3 separate regions of the Homo sapiens genome follow, and all the other regions are linked to region 1. Evidence: chromatin contacts called from ENCODE Hi-C or POLR2A ChIA-PET data. All regions are on one chromosome and are shown on one strand. The core of a region is the stretch at or near the end of the contact, and the rest is flanking DNA. Distances in the headings are between cores, read along the strand shown. Region 1 holds the start of UBP1 (upstream binding protein 1). Region 2 holds the start of DYNC1LI1 (dynein cytoplasmic 1 light intermediate chain 1). Region 3 holds the start of CMTM6 (CKLF like MARVEL transmembrane domain containing 6).

Region 1 (4,667 bases), core at 1,353-3,852:
TAACGCCTTCTTCAGATTTTCTCCTTATCGAGTCAATTTTGGAATTTCCTTAGTTTGAGAATTTCAAACAAAGGGCCTTGAATTTGCAAGAGGCAAGCACTCTCATCTCTTAGTTTTTGAGGACTCAATTAAATACGAAAAAAAAACCTTCTTAAAAATGGTAATTACCTTCAAACTTCTTTGAAAATTTAGATTAAATGACACAACCAAAAAAGAATTCAAGGGAAAATTATCCCTGTAAAGAGTACTGTAGGTTACACAGAATTACAAAGATCTCACACATTACTTTAAAAATACATGGTCAGGGAAAGGTTTAAAATCATCAAGATTGTACTTCCTTTTCATGGAAATAAACCATACACAGAAGTTATTACATTAATAAGTTGGCTGAATCACTAAATCAAAGTACAGGTCAAATAAAACCCTAGAAAAAAGTAAAAGCTCAAAATAGCTATCAATAAGTAAACTTTTCAGCAGCAAACTTTCATTTTACCATAAAAGAGAAGCAACTGAGGAGAGACACATATTGAACTTGCTTCACGTGCCTCCTTTGCCTTGACTATAAGCCTCGTGTTTCCAGTAGAGAGCTAAGGAGCAGAATGGCACTAGAGGAGTGCGTTTTCACTAGAGAAGCACTGCCTCTAATACTCCCCTCTGGGGTGACTCCATGACTTTCAGTAGCTCAATTTCCTCAACAACTGAAACAGCTGTTTTAGAAAATAAGCCAACTCATCTACAGGCCTTAAGTTATACAACTGCAGAGAGAAGAGGTGCCAAGTTCAGGAAGCCCAACAGAGACCAAATCAGAGCCAGACGCTGGGGAACTCCAGGTTTAATATGCCTTCCACTACTCACTTCCACACTCCAAGAAATGTCTCCAACCTTTCTGAGAGTTCTTTATGGCTCAGAATTTCTCCTTAAGATTTAAAGACCCAATTACTTCAAGGAGCAGCCACCAAGATTCCAGGCCAGCTTTAACCCAGAAGTCCTCCTCTAGAGCTGCAGTAAGATGTATGAATGCTACTGGGAAACTGTAGAGCACTTCCAAAACATCAGACATTTTCTAAAGAACAGAAAGCTACACTTAATTCACATTATTGAAAAGCTGCCAAACCACTGATTTTTAGACTTTATTAGTCAAGTCAACGCTATGGTAAACTATATTTCAATAAAGCCACTAAAAAAATACAGAGTTTCCAAATTCCTAACAGTTAAAAAGGATAAAGGGCGGAGACTAAGCTCAGATCTGTTTCAATCTCTCCATATTAAAATGAATGACTGCTGGTACAGACAGCAGAGACTAAACAATTATTTGTGGTGCAATCACTGCATCTTAAAACCCTCAAGAGGAAACAGCCTGAGAGGGTAGTCTCCAAAATGAGAAACTTCACTTTGAGACAATCAAAAGAACAAAACGAAGTCACAGTGCTACTCCCACCGCTGCTCTTTCAATTATAATTTACTAACATCAAGTGATTAAAATCTGCAGCCAGAAAAGATCATAATGTAGGACAACAAAGTAGGAACTGATCCCAAAACGCTAGACAGTATTCTCCCAATATAAGTGCTGCCTTTTCGTACAGTGTATTCTAGCTCCAATGGGACTTGTAAATCACTTATAAGGAAAAGAAGCCCCTTCCCCCACCAACCCAAGCCATCCTAATAGCTGGGCGTGTTTTACAGCAAATATGAAGCACTCAGGAGCGGTCCGAGGCCGACGCTTGCGGGGCCATCCTCCCCCACCCGCCCGTCACCAGGGCGAGCAGAGGCCTTTGGGGTTCCATGGCCCCCGACCGCCACGCGGCAGGACTCCGACCCCGCAGCCCAGGAGGCCCGCGCACCTCTGGGAGCAGCCGCATCTGGCAGAGACTCAGGGCTGCGCAGGCCTTCCCCAAGGAGACAGAGGCTTCTCCCCGCCCAGGGAGCCCAGTACCTCATGCTGTAAGCGCCGGCGCCCAGTTCCTGCCCGATGCCCGAGAGGCTGGCGTCGAAGTCGTGCACCAGCCCGGACTCGATCACCTCGTCCATCTTGAGCACCCAGGCCATCTTCCGGCCTCGCCGTCGCCCCGCACACCGCGGCCTCCGCGTCCAGGGCGAAGGAGCCGGAGCTCCGCTGGCGCGTCCTGGGGGAGGGCGCGGGTGAAGCCTCCGGAGGGGCGGCGAGTGGTCACCAGCGGCGGCCGGGACGAGAGCTGCGGGGGCCCCACTGGCAGGGCACGACGAGCCCAGCGAGCAATTGCAGCGGGAGCGGCCGGGCCGCCGGCAGCGCCACCCTCCCGCGGACACCGGCCCTGCGCCTCATGCCGGCGCCGCCGCCCAGCCCCCGCGCCGCTAGCGCTGCAGCCGCCGCCGACCGCCCCGCCCGGGGCCCCCCGGTCGCATCCTCCTCCGGGACCGCTGGGAGGCTGGACCTCGGGCCGCTCCGAGGACCACACGGGGGCAAGCCCTCCGCCCGCCCGTCACCCGCCCCCAAGCCTTGACTCCTTGCCCCCGGCCCGCCCAGGCTCTAGCGCCACACCGCCCCGGCCAACCCCGCCGACGCCGCTCTGCCGGCCGGACGCTGGCTTCAACGCGACTCCGACTTAGGTTCACGCGCCGCTTCCGCCTCCCCCGGCCCCGCCCCGACCCCGCCCCGGCGTTCGCCCCACGCCTCGGCCCTCCCCGTACAGCCCCGCGCTTAGGGCCACTCCCCGCGCCTCGCGGCCCAGGAACTGTCCAGAGAGTGCAATGCGGCCCCGCCCACGCGGCTGTTCCCAGCCGGGGTGGCCTCGCTGCGTCCCCGCACAGCAGCCCAGGAAGAGGCGGTGCCAAAAGGGCTGCCAGTTTCCGCCCCTTCTAGCGAGCGAGATGATTGACAGGCCAACTGAGCAATACCTGCAAGGGCTTGGACGAAGCTCCCGTGAGTCTCTGTGTCCCCCGACTAAACAACCAATCAAAATGTTCTTCACCTTGGGCGGGCTCGAAGACGGAATTTGTTGCCAAAAGAAAGAGTTCATTGGACTGCATGGTAGAAAGCGACCCAAAACGCCACTTCCGGAGGTGATTTGCTCCTCTGTGGTATTTCCCGGTCGTCTCTGCTTTATGCCCTCTCTACCGAGGGAGTGAGCGGTTTGCACCCCATCTGGTGACAGAAAAGCCAGTTGTGCAGAAAACCTTGATTGGCGTGAGAATAAGCCAATCAACGCTCCTGAGAAAGAGCTCTGGAAAGACTTCCCCTATTGGTTGCATTGCCGAGAGCAGCTTGGCTATCCTGAGTTGAACTAGCTGTTGGTCATCCTAAGGGCAGGCGGTCTCCTGAAGTTGGACCGAACCATTAGGACGTGCCACAGTAACAGCTACGCTGCTCAGAAGGCCCGAAGGGTCTTCCTCAGCGACCTAGCGTGGGCACGCGCCACTGCGGCCAAAAGACAGAAATCTTTTTACCGGAAGAGATGAAATAGAAAGCAGGAGCCAGAGGCTGACTTACAGAGCCAGTGTGCGGATCAGAGTTCCTTAGGAGCGGCTGCTGGCGCTTGACGGGCGGAATCCTTGCTGAAGAGAACGTCAAGGCCCGGGCTTCGCCCTGCATCGAACTTACTGCCTAAGAATAAGACCCAAATGCTGAGCGCCCCGCCCCAACTTGCCAGTTTAAGTGCAAAAATACATAGATTAAAATGTCAGCCTAATAAAGCAGTGGCACTGAGCCAGAAAAAAATAGTCTCAACGCCTGTGTGATTTAGATACTAACTTACAGGCTCACGCCTGTAATCCCAGCACTTCGGGAGGCCGAGGCGGGTGAATTAGTTGAGGTCAGGAGACCATCCCGGCCAACATGGTGAAACCCCGTCTCTACCAAAAATAACAAAAATTAGCTGGATGTGGTGGCGCGCCCATGTAATCCCAGCTACTCAGGAGGCTGAGGCGGGAGTAAGGCTTGAACCCGGGAGAAGACAGAGCAACACTCGGTCTCCAAAAAAAAAAACCACAAATTAACTTGGAGAATGTTTTTCTCTTTACACAACATTTTTGCAAACATTTCATTTGATAAAGCCATACTTTAGAGATGAGGTAATTCAGGTGAAAATGTGTAAAGATTACACAGTGCAAGGTCACACAGTAAGCAGGTAAACCGGGGCTATTTGACTAATCCAGATTTCTCTGATTCCAGGCGAAAACATTAGATTGGCCATCAGTTCAGGAAGCTCCATTCCACTATTACAAATAAATCTGCACAAACAATTGGATAGTCAAGGGAAACATTGGTCTCATTGGGGGTCTCAGATATGTCTTCATTCCATGATCTCACCTCACTTGCATAACCTAGTCTATAACCAGATTAGCCAGGCCTACTATTAGTTGTTGGAAAATTTGGAGAAATGGAATTGGGGGAAGATAATTCTCTGGTTTTTGGAGAGAGTGTAAAAGTACAAGCTACCATCAATTTTTCAATCAGGCTGTGCCCTAAGGAAGTACTGGGTCAAATATTTAGAAATTGAGCCTCAGGCTGGGCAGTGTCTCAGGCCTATGATCCCAGCGCTTTGGGAGACCAAGACTTAAAGCTTGGGAGGATGGCTTAAGGCCAGCAATTGGGAGACTAGCCTGGGCAACATGGCAAGATCCCGCTTCTACAAGAAAAAAAAAATTAGTTGAGCATGATGGCACGCTCCTGTAGTCCTAGCTACTTGAGA
Region 2 (4,467 bases), core at 1,761-4,260, 870 kb before region 1:
TGTGTGCCACCATGCCCAGCTAATTTTTGTATTTGTAGTAGAGATGGGGTTTCACCATATTGACCAGGCTGGTCTCTAACTCCTAACTTCAGGTGATCCGCTCACCTAGGCCTCCTAAAGTCTGGGATTACAGGCAGGAGCTGCCGTGCCAGGCCAATTTTTTTATTTTTTGTAGACATGGGGTTTCACCATACTACCCAGGCTGGTCTCCAACTCCTGAGCTCAAACGATCCACCCCTCGGCCTCCCAAAATGCTGGGATTACAGGCGTGGGCCACTGTGCCTGGCCTTAGATTTGTTTTTTTAAATAAGAGACTCCAGAGACCACTTGCATTCATGAAAGATGTATTAGGGTCAAGCATCCTCCTGCCTAGCACCTTCAAACTCATAACAAAGAAAACCACAATCCCTATTTGGTATTTCTTTCCTCCACCAGCACAGAGTGAATGCTGCCATATGTGACGGTGAAATGTCTGTAAGAAATCTTCAGGGGTATTTTAGAAAGTTAACTCTATTTTTGTAACCAGTATACAAATCAGTTATTAGCTCCTTCCAAAGCTGAAAAGGACTCTCTGATGAAAATCCCAATAGTACTGAAAGAAAAATATTAAATTTCAAGCTCATATTACCTGATATTAGATGCACTTTATGAACTATTAAGTTCATAAAAAAGGAAATTTAATCTATTCTTGTATGGTGGAGTGAAGGAGGCTGGGACCTCTAAGAACACTCAGTCCCATGCACAGACCCAGTGTCAAAGGGGTGTTAAAAAAAAAATGGCACAACCTCAGTGCAAATTAGGTATACCAAAAAATGAACAAAACTGCCACTTTTGTTTTACCATAAACAGAATCATCTACACAATATCTAATGTGCAGAAATAACTGGACAAAATGTATAAAATAAGAACAAAACTACTGAATCTTACCTTTACCATGACAGTGTTTCCAAATATTTAATTAAAATAGAATCAATTTCAATGAGGTCATATGAGCTTAAATCCATTTTACCTTAGAAATGAGTAGTAATTTGTTTAAATTAGTAAACTAAAAATATATTATACAATTTTTTTTTGCTTTTGGATCCTAATTTATTTTTGCCCTATGAATATCACTTATGTAGGCACTAATTCAATTTTTTAAAAAGTTCTGATCACAAATATTTTCTAATGCAGTTTAAGATAAATCCATGACAAAGTATCACTTGCAAATATTACCACGATACAAACATTAACTCATTTGATTCCCGCCACAACCCTAGAGGCAAGTATTATTATTTCTATAACAACCATTTTAAAGATGAAGAAACTGAGGTTTATAGATGTCAAGCAACTTGCTTAAGATCCTAGGGCTTATATGTGATAGGGCAGTGACTCAATCCAGGCTAATCTTCAGTAGGTGCTTTCAACCACATTAAAAACAAGGGTAAAAACTAATTTTTCAACTAGCTCCATGTAGCTTTAAAGAATATCAATAATCATATATTCTTGCTTGGCAGCAGTCTATTAAAAAAGTAATTTTTTCTATGTAAACATTCATATTTAACCACGCAGCCTATCAAGTAGTATTTGACTTCTTGTTTCCTGTTTTTAGATGGATATAACCAAAACAACAACAACAACAACAAAAAACTCTGGTATTGAGCCGACACCAAATACCAAAGTTTTTAAATTTAATCATCGTATAAGCCAAACTTCAGTTATCTCGCATGTAAAGAGCTATATAGAGAAATTTCTCCTATAAATGATTCAGGAGCTAAGCCTAGAAAAATGCGAATCTGCGAACTATTCTCCCTCAGTCCTCTATCCCCACCCCCAGAGTCACTAAAGAAACAGAATACACAACTTCCAGAGAGCCGAGGAGATACAGAACAATCAGGAGAACTGACACTGGACCGTTTCTCCTTATTACATCCATTTGGCTGAAAAGACTTAACTAGAAAGTTGTGTTCTACTGCCCTTTACAAATTTCAGAATTATATGTGACAGTTAAGGTAGCTGCAACACGAGCACATTGTACCAGAGAACGCTGAATCAAGAACATTTATCGCCAGGTCTTAGTTCTAGCTTCTGTCAATTATACAAAGAGTCAGCTATTAAATATTAATGGCATGCCATTTGCGCTGCAGCTCTCGCAAAGAGCCTCCTGCTACCAATTTTTGTGATGAAAGAAAACCTGTCATTTTCTAGATAAACCCCAGGCCACGAGAATCCCTCAGATGAGCGATCGAATTCTGTCCTTCCCAGGGGAAGCTGTCAGGGCCACCCCCATATACCGGGGAGGAGGAGGAGGAACCTGAGGGAGGGCGGGTCCCCGCAGGTCCTGGGTCAAGGGTCTCGTGTTCCCCTTCTCTCCCAGCCATCCGCGACAGGTCGGGAGGCGAGGCGGGGCGGGGCTGGGCCGGCTGTCCGCACAAAGAGAGCCAGCGAGCTAGCCCGCGGACCAGGTACCCCGGGCCGCTGGGGGCCGGGCGGGGCGGGGCGAGGCAGGGAACACTTACCCAGCAGTAGCACGTTCTTCCCCGCAGGGAGCTTGGAGCGCGAGCGGGTGGAGACCTCGCTGAGGATGCAGGACCTAACGGGAAGCAAGGCGTACGGTGAGGCCGGAGGCCGGAGCCGCAGCGCGGGAGGGACGGACCCGGCCTCGGCGCGCCGGGGATGGGGCTGCCGGGAACGCAGTGGCCGGGCCCGGCGCCGAGCTCCAGCGGGCACGGGATCCCGAGGCGTCCGCGCAAGGCCGGGGGAGCCAGCGGGGGCTGAGGGAGAGGTGGAGTCGTTACCAAAGGTTCTGCCCGTCCTCGTCGTCGCCTGCCGCGGCGCCACCGTTGCCCGACGCTATCTCGTTGCCCAAGGGGCCGCCAGTGTAAGTCGAGGATAATCCCGGCGGAGAAGAACCGAAGGAGCCGACTCGCCCCACGGCCGCCATCTTGGTCGGGAATCACACCACTCCCGGCAAGACTAAATGTGCGAGGCGGCTGAGGCGGTGGCGGTGGAGGCGGCGGGAACCCGGATATGGGGCGTTCAGCGCACGGGAGCGGGGCGGGGCCTGCGGGGGCGGGGCCCCGGGCCGGGCCAGGACTGATGGAGCGAGCGAGAACGGACTGCGCGTGCGTGGCTGCCTGGCCGGCGCTGAGGGGCTGAGCGTACGCGGGCGGCGGGGTGGGCCGCTATGCTGCAACTGAAGCCCAGTGATCTGACAGTATGGAAGTGCTTTCCTTCCGCTCATCCGCGGCCCTGGGCTGCGGCAGGGGGGTTGGGTGTGTCAGGTGAAAAGTGCTCCCTCCCACCCTTCAGACAGGTCCCCAAACCCTGCGGCCTGCGCGGAATTCCTGCATTGTCATTGCCGGCCCACCCACTGTTCAGGCTGAGAGCGGTCCCCCGCCCAAACCGGCGCTTCGCCGGCGCCAAGATAGAAATGGGTCGCCCGGCTGGTAAAGAGGCTGCCCTGCAACCCTGGGCTGGAGTATTGCTGTGGTCCTGGATTTCTGGACTTTATTTGCGTTCTCAAGTGGCGAAGTGTTCCTCAACCTGGACCCACATCAGAAGCAGGTTCTCCGAGCCCCTAAGCAGCGGCGTGACAAAGTAATTGTTTACCCTGGAAATAGACTGTTATTTTTTAAAAATTATTGTCAGGGCTTGCTTTAATGTTCTTAATGTTTTTGTATGAGATCCTCCATGTGAGATTTGAAAAGATCCACTATGCGGGTCATCTAACCGGTCACTAGACATTGATTCCACACTTACTACGTCGAGCACAGTTGACACTGGGAATACATGGATGGACTTATACTAGCCCTAAAATAACTCCTTTTCTATTAGAACTTTACTAGGTAAAGGTATTTGAATGTCTGAACTCCATGTTTAGAAGGAGTCATTGGTTTTAAGGCTCTGTCCTAGTACACCTGTAAGAGCATTTGCTTAAAATTGCCTGGCCTTTGTATGTTATCTCTGTCACTTCATATTTGAAAATCACTTGCTAGAATATGGCCTGATCAATGCTGTTATGCTAGTGAGAAAATCCACAACTAAAGACTATTTGCTATATATTAGCATTACGGTTAGAAGTCTGGAAGCCTTTGGAGGCTGGCAAATCTGAGTTCAGGTCTAGCTCTTCGAGTTTACTGGCTGTGTAACCTTAGGCAATTTACTTAACCTCCGTGAGTCTCAGTTTCCTTATCTGTCAAATGAGGATAAAAGAACTTAGAGTTGTTATTGAGATTAAACGGGATGATTCATGTAAAATGGCTTAGAATAACGACTGGCAAATCTTAAGCGCTTACCACATGTTAATTGTTATCAATGACTTTCTTTACCTTTCACACCATTAATATCTGACCAACCTCTAGAAGTGATGGGCCTAAAGAACTCTTGGAGCTAAAATTCTTTGTCACCTGTAATGCCAGCGCTTTGGGAGGCCAAGGCAGGCAGATTGCTTAAGCCCAGGAGTTCTTGACCAGCCTGGGCAACATG
Region 3 (5,000 bases), core at 1,901-4,400, 940 kb before region 1:
ATGGTAGTTGGGGGATGCTTAGGGTTTTAACAAAACTTAGGTCATATCTAAATGGCAGACACAGCTATGTTAACTTCAAGAGATAGAGAAGTTACGTTCTTTTATCTCTAATCTCCTCTGTGTACAGGCTCCACTCTCTATCCCTTCAATATTCAATTCAGTTCTGTAATAGCAAACCCCATGGAGCCTCAGAGGTTTGAAAAAAAAAAAAAAACCTTAAGAGTGCAAAGAACCTCAGAGGTAATTCAATTCAACCTCCGAAGACTCTAATGTAAGAATTTCCTAAGTATATACACAATGTCTGGTTTTTAAGTTTTAGAGCAGGCTTTTCTCTTGTAGGATCTTTGAGATTCTGTTAAGATTTATGGGTCCAGAATAATATACTCAAACATATAAGTGTACAATATTTTGAATAAAATTTCACAGGGTTTGCAGGTCCCTTGTTAAAACACCTCCTCTTCTGATTACGGGTTTCTCCATTACAGTTGTTTCCTTACTGGAGCTCGCAATTCTGTTTAGTTTTTTAAAAAAATTAAACATTTAAAGTAAAACAACCAATCTATCTAAAGGAAGAATTTGAGTTAAGGCAAAGACCTTGCCTATAGCCCCAGGCTGGAAGACAACTTTTACCGACTTCATATGTAACCTTCTTGGGACTTGCTGGATAATTCCTGTAATATACTGTTACTGTGAAGAGATAAGACATTATCAAAACAAACAAAGGAACAAAAAGACAACCATCAAAGTGAAAGGCAGTAATGAAAAAGTACTTTTAAATCTCCACATTAAAGAAAGCATTCCTGTAACATGACAATTTCCCCATAAACAAATAAATGGATTTCATAAAGAGATATTAGTTTTTATTTTTTCTCCATTTCTTCTTATGAATGATGGAGAACTAATAATAGTCTAACGATCTTTTAAGGCAAATTCATCTTCTCTGTGTCCAAGTATAACATTTACCACAAAAATTTCTGGTTGTGTTCCATGTTTTCTTCTATAACAGCAATAAGGAAGGAAACTGGTTATGTTCTATTCCAAAGATACGAAACTACAGTTTACTAAACTATAAGAAGGTAATCAGAAAATTTACTTTAGCTTTGCCACTTTTTATTAGAAAGAAAATAATAAAGGCAACTGAAAACAGGAGATTTTGTGGGCAGCAAACCAATACAGATGATTTTTTTCGAGCAGCAAGAATGCTTCAGATGGGCTGGGCGCAGTGGCTTACGCCTGTAATCCCAGCACTTTGGGAGGCCCGGAGGGCGAAAATCACCTGAAGTCAGGAGTTTGAGACCAGGCTGGTCAACACGGCGAAACCCCGTCTCTACCAAAAAAAAAAAAAAAAATCAGCCGGGCATGGAGGTGCGTGCCTGTAGTCCCAACTACTCGGCACGAGAATTGCCTGAACCCGGGAGGCGGAGGTTTCAGTGAGCCGAGATTGCGCCACTGCCCCCAGCCTTGGCGATAGAGCAAGACTCGGTCTCAAAAAAAAAAAAAAAAAAAGCTTCAGATGAATATTCTTTTCTGTTCTAAAGAGTTCTACTATTCACGTAGAAAATTTTAGCTTTACTGCAGAGAAATACAGCTAATACCTAAAAATCATCATGTGACAGCTGACAAGAGAAGAGAAGGAAGAAGGAAGAAGGTAGAAGGAACAGCTTATGCAAAGGAACAGTGGCAGGAAAGAGCCCCTGATGCCTCGTAATAAATTAAAGGTGGCCAGTGTGGAACCACCTAGAGGGAGACTGGGAGAAAGATAAGGCCAGATCCTACTGGGTTCCATAGGCCACATTATCACTTGCTTTCAAATGATTTCCCAGTCATCAGCAGATGTGATCATTTTGATCGCTAAACAGCAGTGCCGATTTTCCGACTTCTGTTTTTCTATTCAATAAAAGTAGGTCACTAGAGTTCTAAGAATTTAACTTCGGGTCATTTGAGTTGTAAGAATTTAAGTTCTTTCCAAGGAAACCAATGAGCTAATTTTTACTTAGAATGGTTAAAAAACAAAACAAAGTAAGACAAAACTCATAAACATCATAAGCATTCGGATTTTTCCTAAACTGGTTCTATTGCAGAAATAGAACCTAAACTGTTTCTATTTTTCCTAAACTGGTTCAACCATCAGTGGTTGGAACAGTACATAGGAGCCAACACGACTGTAAAGTGAATAATTTAAATCTCAAAGATGCTTTGATGTTTTCACGAACAGGTTTATGGTACTTCAACTGCTTAAAATAAACTCAATAAAATGGAAAGATGCATACCATGTCCTAGTTCAGCTATCCGCACATACTTACAAAAAGCTGTCCTTTTGACTTTCCACTTAGAACCCATATTGCTCAATTTTGAAATAATTCTTTTCCAGTCAATATAAAACTTTTAGAAGACAATTTACCGGACACACATACACACACATCTCAATGCCACGCGTGGTATCGCAGGACTTTGTCCAGCAAGTTAAACTGCCCCCATGGGCTCGCAGCAGGAAAACCGCAAGAGCCAGAGAAAGATAAACAGCGCTTCACAGTCTAAATACAGGCACTGTGGGCGATAATGCAGGGTAGCAGCAGAGAGAAGAGAGGAAAGTCGCCATAGAGGATGAGTGAAAGATGTTGAAGTGGCTGACTTGGGTCTCCGACGCATTTCCTGAGCCCGCCTAACAGGCTGGGTGGCCCCAGTTCGTGGGATCCCGATGGGGAGAGCCTTGGGACTGAGGGGCCGCCCGGCGGAAGGGCGGAGGGTAACGCCCCCTTCCCCAGGCTGAGAGGGAAGGAACTAGAGGTGTGGAAACCTCCTTTTACTGAACAACCAAGCTGAAACGAAGGAGCTCGGCGGCCTCCCAAGCCCGGGCCAGACCCCGCTCCCCAGCCCGGGCTCGCCCTCCCTGACCGCGGACTCACCAGCTGCAAGCCCTTGAGAACGCGCCGGAGCAATGGGAGCCGGCCCATGAAAAAGTAGGCAGCGAGGCCGCTCCGGGGGCCTCTGGCGGGGCCCGGGTCCTCCTCCGTAGTGGGGCTGTACACCGCTCCGTTCTCCATCGCCTCGGGCCGGGGAGCGCGGCGGCCGCAGCAACCGCGCCGTTGACTTCTCGGACTCCAGAAGTCCCCGGTAGCCGGGAGGCGGCCGTCACTTCCTGGGCCTTCTCCCCGGCTTCCGCCTGACTCCGCCCCTTCCCGCCCCCGCCCTTGGCCCGCCCCGCCCCCTCTCAGCAAATTTGCTTGTTAGCTGTTGGGATTCTTCCGACTTTCATCCAAGAATTGAGTTCTTTCTGTGAGCCTTTGATGGATTTCTCACCTCCCTCCATCTTTCATCCTCCTGACATTCATTCACTTAGTATTTTTGCGTACTTTCGGTGTGCAGTGAACCCCGTTCTAGGTACTTGGGTGACAGCCAAGTACTACCCAAAATCACAGGATCCCTAGTAACAGAGACAGACAATAAACAAGAAAACAGATGGATAGCAATTTCAGATAGTGATAAGTGACGTGAAAATATGATACGAAAATAATGGATTCAGCATTTCTGGTGGCTTGATAAATTTATTAAAAAAAAAAAGAAGATGGAGGAGGAGGAGAAGAGGAAGGAGAAGGAAAAAAGGATGGAGAATTGGGTGCTCTACTTAAATGGCCACTACTAAACTGAGTGGTCAGGAAAGGCCTCTCTGAGGACCATGATCTTTGAATTGAATGAGACTCAAAGTGTGAGAAGCCAGGCTTGTAAAGTTCTGGGGAGAGCCTTTCACGAAAGTGCAAATGTCCCGAGGACCAAATGAGTTTGACTCAATCTGAAGCCCAAAGGCCTGTGTCGCTAGGAATAAGTACGGGAGGAAAGGAGATGTTGGAGATGTAGGCAAAGGCCAGATAATGTGGAGGCCTTGCAGACCAAGGGAAGAATTCGTATTTCATTTGAAGTACAATGAGTTGTCTGTAAGGACTTTCAGAATCGCTCCCTCCCGCGTCTCCCGAAATTCCATTTAGGCTCACTTTTCAAAATCATTTCCTTTTTCTCTTTCTTGGTCACCAACTGCTACAGTCACATATGTTAATTTTGTGTGAACTTGTCAAGGAATGTAATTATATTTTAGCAACTGAAGTTGATTGAGTTACAGGATGTTCACAACAATATAAAGTAGGTTCGACAGTATAAAGTCGGTTACATTCATTTTCAAATGAGAAAACTGAGGCCAAGAGGCTGAAATCATATCCAAGGTCAAACAGCCAGGAGCAGCTGGAATGCAGGCCTAAGCAGTCTGACTCGAAACCTTGCTGCTAAACGCTAACCCAGAAAACGTCAGCTTCTAACTCATCTCTCCATTGGAGTCTCAAAACCCATGGAAGAGAGAAGGGGTTTCTGCTGCCATCAGCTGCTACATCTTCTCCGTGGCCCCAAACCTCCCTTTCTTCTTCCAGTAACAAACAAAAGCTCCCATTCAAATGAATAGAGACAAGTAGATACTGCCCTGCAGGGGCCACCTACAACCAGCCAGAACTACCCTTCTGTCTCTGATTACATGCACTCTGAATGTCCTCCCAAGGCCAAGATGCCACCAATTCTGTCCAACAAGGAAGGCCACTGTATTTTCACCAGGGCTACAAGGATTCATTGCCCCATTATTCTTCAAGTCACTATCATCCCAAATTAGACACTACTGATGTCTAAAAGTTCCTTTGAAATTCATCCAAAATTAAGATGAGTTGATGACTAGAGAGATGGATAAAAGATTTGTGATAGGCCAGGCGCAGTGGCTCACGCCTGTAATTCCAGCACTTCGGGAGGCCGAGGCAGGTGGATCACCTGAAGTCAGGGGTTCGAAACCAGACTGACCAACATGGTGAAACCCCGTCTCTACTAAAAATACAAAAATTAGCCGGGCGTGGTGGCGTGTGCCTGTAATCCCAGCTACTCGGGAGGCTGAGGCAGGAGAATCGCTCAAACCCGGGAGGTGGAGGTGGCAGTGAGCTGAGATCGCGCTACGGCACTCCGGTCTGGGCAAC

The links. A loop is a pair of places that touch in the nucleus more often than their neighbours do. ChIA-PET counts read pairs that join two places held with the same protein, here RNA polymerase II (POLR2A). Pooled maps may share reads with other maps.
Region 2: a loop to region 1 is called in a map of B cell, with 25 times the contacts of the local background. The contact joins the promoter of DYNC1LI1 here to the promoter of UBP1 in region 1. A Hi-C loop is called at or near these places in 6 of 168 maps with a recorded cell type or tissue (B cell, CD4-positive, alpha-beta memory T cell, CD8-positive, alpha-beta T cell and 1 more), 6 of 37 single-sample maps with no recorded cell type and 17 of 50 pooled maps. POLR2A ChIA-PET finds 5 or more read pairs at or near these places in 1 of 52 experiments (MCF 10A).
Region 3: a loop to region 1 is called in a map of naive thymus-derived CD4-positive, alpha-beta T cell, with 10 times the contacts of the local background. The contact joins the promoter of CMTM6 here to the promoter of UBP1 in region 1. A Hi-C loop is called at or near these places in 1 of 168 maps with a recorded cell type or tissue (naive thymus-derived CD4-positive, alpha-beta T cell), 2 of 37 single-sample maps with no recorded cell type and 13 of 50 pooled maps. POLR2A ChIA-PET finds 5 or more read pairs at or near these places in 2 of 52 experiments (GM12878 and activated CD4-positive, alpha-beta T cell).

The regions. Positions count from the first base shown.
Region 1 is chr3:33,437,803-33,442,469 of GRCh38, forward strand. UBP1 (upstream binding protein 1) reads right to left here and starts at 2,603. Exons shown (of 16, transcript NM_014517.5): 1 at 1,934-2,603. The coding sequence starts at 2,046. RefSeq lists silencers at 1,608-1,842, 1,762-1,811, 2,042-2,361, 2,412-2,521, 2,582-2,741 and 1 more and enhancers at 2,061-2,560, 2,892-3,081, 3,292-3,581.
Region 2 is chr3:32,567,848-32,572,314 of GRCh38, forward strand. DYNC1LI1 (dynein cytoplasmic 1 light intermediate chain 1) reads right to left here and starts at 3,011. Exons shown (of 13, transcript NM_016141.4): 1 at 2,778-3,011; 2 at 2,499-2,572. The coding sequence starts at 2,923. RefSeq lists an enhancer at 2,219-3,004 and silencers at 2,279-2,768, 2,949-3,208.
Region 3 is chr3:32,499,702-32,504,701 of GRCh38, forward strand. It overlaps CMTM6 (CKLF like MARVEL transmembrane domain containing 6), which reads right to left and starts at 3,151. Exons shown (of 4, transcript NM_017801.3): 1 at 2,907-3,151. The coding sequence starts at 3,044. RefSeq lists silencers at 2,862-3,091, 3,162-3,251.